Linked DNA regions of Homo sapiens: region 1 is linked to region 2. A link is a loop called in an ENCODE intact Hi-C map of the cell type or tissue named here. Cell type or tissue: stomach. All regions are shown on one strand. Links, peaks and the distances in the headings refer to the core of each region. The heading gives the core; the rest is flanking DNA. Region 1 has its middle 16 kb from the start of GALNTL5. Region 2 has its middle 5.7 kb from the start of PRKAG2.

Evidence for each region. Hi-C counts contacts between places; a loop is a spot of excess contacts. Peaks named below come from ENCODE experiments on the same cell type or tissue, not always from the same donor. Only the 100,000 strongest peaks of a DNase experiment are listed, where the experiment ranks them.
Region 1: it touches region 2 in a loop (3-fold over the local background); 29 of 110 quality-filtered maps call a loop at or near these places.

The regions. Positions count from the first base shown.
Region 1 is chr7:151,939,238-151,942,153 of GRCh38, reverse strand. No RefSeq gene overlaps it. Among named protein-coding and RNA genes, the nearest start is that of GALNTL5, 16 kb to the left of the region's middle. In stomach, for the core only: no CTCF peak of the experiment used is centred there; a DNase peak (open chromatin) is centred at 1,593.
Region 2 is chr7:151,881,322-151,884,237 of GRCh38, reverse strand. No RefSeq gene overlaps it. Among named protein-coding and RNA genes, the nearest start is that of PRKAG2, 5.7 kb to the right of the region's middle. In stomach, for the core only: no CTCF peak of the experiment used is centred there; no DNase peak of the experiment used is centred there.

The DNA of each region.
Region 1 (2,916 bases), core at 279-2,778, 58 kb before region 2:
ACAGGGTTTCACCATGTTGGCCAAGCTGGTCTTGAACTCCTGACCTCAGGTGATCTGCCCACCTCAGCCTCCCAAAGTGCTGGAATTACAGGTGTGAGACAATGCGTTTGGCTGATGTGTTACTCTTTATGTAAGAACATCCACTCATTGTTAAGTTTCCTCCAAAGCAACTCTTGATTTTGTTGTAGAAATCATACGCTGTGATGCCCGAAGCACCTACATTTCCCCTGAGGTCTACTTTTGCCCTGGCTCTGGGGGGTTGCAGTGTGGAGATCTACCTGTTTTGCACTGCCCATGACCACGCTTCTGTCTGTTAGTTCCCCTAAGAAATCACCCCAAACTGACAAACTGGATTTGTGTGCCCCCTCCTTTGGTTTCTTGGCTCCTTCTGCATATGGGGGATGATTTGCACTTACAGCCCTCCCTATGGAACAGCAGGTAAGATATTTTAGATATTATAAGTCCTAAAACATCACTGACTGCCTAGCTGTAAAAGTCTTTGAATGATTTTTATTCAGTATTTGGGGGCCTTGCTCCAATAACTGCAAGTTCCTCCCTCCACACTGCTTCAGCCCCAGTCCTGTGTTCTGGGATCCTTGGCCCTTTGATTCTTGTCTCTTTTGGGGTGCAAGGAAAAGGTATCCACTAAGCTAATTCAAATAAAGGGGTGTATCTGCATGGGGTGGGGAGGTAGGAGGGTTCCTGAAGATAGCCAGCAAAATTGAGGCAGGAGAATAGGGTCTGGAGGCAGGGAACCTAGGCCGTTTCACGCTGACTTCCTGGAACTAGACTGAAAGGAAAACCCTCTTTCCATGCCTAAGTAACAAAAGGACCAGAGGCTACTCCCGTTGCAAACCCCCACCTTTTCTGTGCCCCGGAGATGGGAAATTGCAAGTACTTCTGATTGGTTGCTTTCTGCAACCAATCAGATGTTTGAAGAAGAGAGTAACTTTGTAGCTTCATTTCAGCCTCTGATTGGTTGCGGGCCACCTCTTCATTTACATGGGGTGAGCATGAAGTGTGGCCCATGGGAAAGCTCTACGGGGTATTTAGACCTGAGTAGATTCTCTATCCAGGGCCCTTGAACCACTGCTTGGACCCACTCCCACCCTGTGGTGTGTACTTTCCTTTTCAATAAGTCTCTGGTTTTGTTGCTTCATTCTTTCCTTGCTTTGTTTGTATGTTTTGTCCAATTCTTTGTTCAAAATGCCAAGAACCTGGACACCCTCCCCCAGTAACAAAATTATATTAAAAATCCAAGAGCAGAGCTGAGAAACACTGAAGTGGCCCAGGACTGGTGGCCGCTCTCCCAGCATCTCTTGAGTCTCCTCTCTGGGGCCCTGGCTTTCACCTCCCACAGCCCCCACTGGATGCTCCAGCGTGTGCCCACGCCCAGCGCCCCCCACTCCGCCCTGCACCCTCCCGGGCCCTCTTGCTCTGGCTCTCCCTCTTATCTTTCTTCCCTTCTAACTCACTAATCTAATTTTCAATTTGCCAAACAGATTCCCAATAAAAAAATCTTTCTGAGCTAGACAAGACAACTCCTCTGTTGCTGGCAGCCTCATCCATGGGCTGTCCTGAGTCCAGCTCCAGTACTTGGTCCAGGCTGCTCTGGCAGGGACCCAGCCATGAACGGATGCAAAGGAACATGGTTTTCATCTGCGCTTCTCTGATTTCGGATGAAGCTAAGCTTCTCTTCTTGTTTGGTGCTCTTTGGGGTGTCTTCTTCTATGAATTGCCTATCTACATCTTATCCCTTTTTCCACTTTCTGTCTTTTTCCTCTTGATTTGCATGAGTTCCTTGAATTTTCTAGGCACTAGTCCCTTGTCAGCTTTGGATATTGCAAGCGTGTTCTCCCATTCTGTCCTCTGTCTACAGGGATACCTCAGAGATGTTGTGGGTTCAGTCCAGATTACTGCAATAAGGCAAATATTGCAATAAAGTGAGTCACACATTTTTGTGGTTTCCCAGTGCATATAAAAGTTATGTTTCTATACTGTAGTCCATTTAGTGTGCAATAGCATTATGTATAAAATGTACTGTATTAATTAAAAATACTTTATTGCTAAACAATGGTAACAATTATCTGAGCCTTCATGGAGTTGTAATCTTCCTTTGGTGGAGGGTTTTGCCTCGATGTTGGTGGCTGCTGACTGATCAGGGTGGTGGTTCCTGAAGGTTGGGGTGGCTGTGGAATTTCTTAAAATAAGACAGTAATGAAGTTTGCTGTATCCATCGACTCTTCTTTTTTAATTTTTTTCTACCCCTGCCCTTCCCCTGACTCTTCCTTTCACAAAAAGATTTTTCTGTAGCATGTGATGCTGTTTGATAGAATTTTACCCAGAGTAGAACTTCTTTGAAAATTGGAGTCAGTCCTTTCAGACCTTGCCACTGCTTTGTCAGCTAAGCTTATGTAATATTCTAAATGCTTTGTTGTCGTTTTAACAGTGTTCATAGCTTCTTCATCAAGAGTAGTTTCCATGTCAAGAAACCACGTTCTTTGCTCATCCAAAAGAAGCAACTCCTCATCCTTTCAAGTTTGATCATGAAATTGCAGTTCAGTCCCATCTTCTATTTCTCTTGCATTTCCACCACATCTGCAGTGACTTCCTCCACTAAAGTCTTCAACCCCTCAAGGTCATCCATGAAGACTGGAATCAACTTCTTCCAAACTCCTCTTAATGTTATTATTTTGATCTCCTCCCATGAATCACGAATGTTTCTAATGGCATTTAGAATGGTGAATCCTTTCCAGACGTTTTCAATTTTCCTTGCCCAGATCCATCAGAGGAATCACTATCTATGGCAGTTATAGCCTTATTAAATCTATTTCTTAAATAATAAGACTTGAAAGTAGAAATTAGTCCTTGATCCATGGGCAGAGAATGGTGATCGTGTTAGCAGGCAGGGACACG
Region 2 (2,916 bases), core at 320-2,819:
AAAGTGCTAGTGAACAGGGACAGAGATAAATTCTGGAAAGGTCATGCTTGAGTCTAGCTCAGGGTTTGTCAGTGGCTTCTGGGAGGAACACAGCTTCTTCAGAGAGTCAGGATGATGCTGTGCCTCTCTAGCACGGCTTGGAGGTCAGTGGGTCTCTGCCTCTGTGCACCTGGTCCTCTGGAACATGAGCTGGCGCTCTGCTCTGCAAATGCTGCCAAGTCCGAAGGCATAGCATGCAAATCTATTTTTTCTGGAGTCTTGTTGAGAAGCCATGACTGGCATTCTAGAGACCAGGTCTGGGTATCAGCTGCATATCACTGGAATGGATGGTATCAGTGGTGCAGGCAAACCAGAGCTTCAGACAGACCCTCTCATGTAAGTGAACAGTCAGATTTGCATTGCAATGTACGAACTTTGAGGCCAATATCATTACCAAAATAATTTTATTTGCTTGGGAAATTATTACAATTAATTTGCATTACTTAATCATGTGCCCATAGATGGGTGAGAGGTCAGAAACCAGTCAAGAGCCATATTCAGGTAATAGTAGTATTCAGATTTCCCAAGGTTAATCAGGATGTTTATTGCATGTTGAGAGCTCATAACTAAGTCAAGAACCAACACACACAGACCTTTAGTCAAATTCTGCAGCCCAGGGAGACCAAATCTTCCACCCCAGTGGGAGGTAATGCCGGATCACTAGGATAAAAGTCACATGGGACACTCTGCAAAACAATTATAAAGGCAGCTGTTAGCAGAACCAAAGACTTTATTCCCAACTAATGCTGTTTACATGACGGCTACCCTTAGTCAGGAAGGGGGCATCATTGCTGGGGATTCCCTATTCTATTATTTAGCAAACAGACACCTCCTCACTGCACAGCGCTTGTGGATACACATGCCCTGTTTGGTGAATCTGTCATTCTGTAGAACTGCTGAGTGTGTGCTTAGGTACAGAGCTGGCCAAGACACGAAGCTATTCTCTAGAGAGAAGATATGCACAGCAAATCTGTCGTTTGGGAGAACATTGCTACAGGGTTCACCTTTACCTTAATCCAAAGTACTTCTTGGATTTCACGATGAGGACTTCCTTATGGTTGACTGGCATCATGGATGAAGAGCTACCTGGAGCACTGACCAAGGAGGTGGCTGGCACAGGTGCCCGGGAAAATAAAATGGACCCAGAAAGGGGCAGTCAGGCAGTCAGGAGATGTGTTGTCCCAAAGCAGTGTTCCTGCTGGTCCTGGGCCCCTGCCTCCACTTCTCTGCGTGGATTGATACTAATGACTCCATTTGTACCAGGGAGCAAAAGCCATCACAAGGTTACACAACCATTGCCCAAGCTTAAAGGAAATAAAAACTGGAATGTGACTATTTGCCCTGTTTTTCACAATTAGATAACACCCCCTTAGCTTGGTATTCAATAAGTTATCAAAGCATTTACAGAGTCCTGAGCCCAGAACTTGCTGTTTAGTTTTTCTAAGAGTTGTAAAATTGAGCTGTTGTTGTCTTCCTGCATATACAGACCATTGCTCTCTCCATTTGTGTCACAGGCAAATAGACCAAGGCAGCTAAGATGTTCTTAGTTGGTCTCTCTTAGACGGTCCAAGGTTATCCCAAAGGCATTTCCTAAAGAGTCTTCAGCAAAGTTCTTAAAAGCAGAGGGGCCACATATTTTATGTTTTCCTAGAGGGCACAGCCAATTAATACTCACGGGCAGAAGTGAAATGAATGCCAGCGGATTCCAGCAACTAGGTTTCTGTTCCCTTCATCTGTAAAGTGGATGTGATCGTTCTCTTCAGGGATTTTAGTGGAAATTAGGGTGAGATAGTTAATATGAAGTACCTAACATGGTGCCTGGCATGTTATTAGTGATCAAAAAGTTCCTTTCTTCTTTGCAATGTGGAATCCACTGTCACTGAGGTTGGGAACTCATCAGACACAGACATCCATCTCCTGATTACAGAGGAAGCTTCTAACTGCTACATTCTAAGCACCCAGAGTAAGCTTGGACTTCAAACCCATGAGGACACCCCCAATTCTAAGACTGTCTATACTATATAAAGATGACTCATGGTTTTCAAAGTCATTTTTATTTATATGGAATAACAGGCCAAATTAAAAAAAAAAAAAAGCATGGGTGGGCGTAAGGGAACACGTAAGTTTGGAAAACCAGATTAAGTGAAATTAAATAGCCAGTGTCCCCTTCATAAGCTCTGATCAAGGATTTCCTTTACGTTAACTCTCCTACTGTGGGTATTTCACTTCTCAGCGGGTTGTAGGCCCTGGACCTGGGTGCAGCATTTTAAATTATCACCTCTGAATGAAATGTTGCCTGGCTGGGGAAGAGGTGGCTCACCCTGGCAGGCCAGTGTGTTGACCAGGATCCCTGAGAGCTGACAGCATTCAGAAATGGGTACCCCAAGTATTTGCAGGTGATGTTGGTCTAGGATACTAATATAGTGGGACAGCAACGACACAAACACATGTGTGGTATAAAATGTGCCAATCATATCTGCTCCCCCATTCAATGTGCTAACATGTGTATGAGCCCTTGGCACTGTCACATAATAGAAGCTGCATGTTTTTAACCCTCATGCTCACCAGCCTGGGCCAATGATGCCCCCAACGGGAAGCAGCCTCAGTGATAGGGTTTGGCTGTGTCCCCACCCAAATCTCATCTTGAATTGTAGCTCCCATAATTCCCATGTGTTGTGGGAGGAATCATGGGGGTGGGTCTTTCCCATGCTGTTCTCGTGATAGTGAATAAGTCTCACGAGATCTGATGGTTTTATAAATGGGAGTTCCCCTGCACACTCTCTCTTTCCTGCTGTCATGTAAGACGTGTCTTTCCTTCTCCTTGCTTTTCACCATGATTGTGAGGCCTCCCCAGCCATGTGGAACTGTGAGTCAATT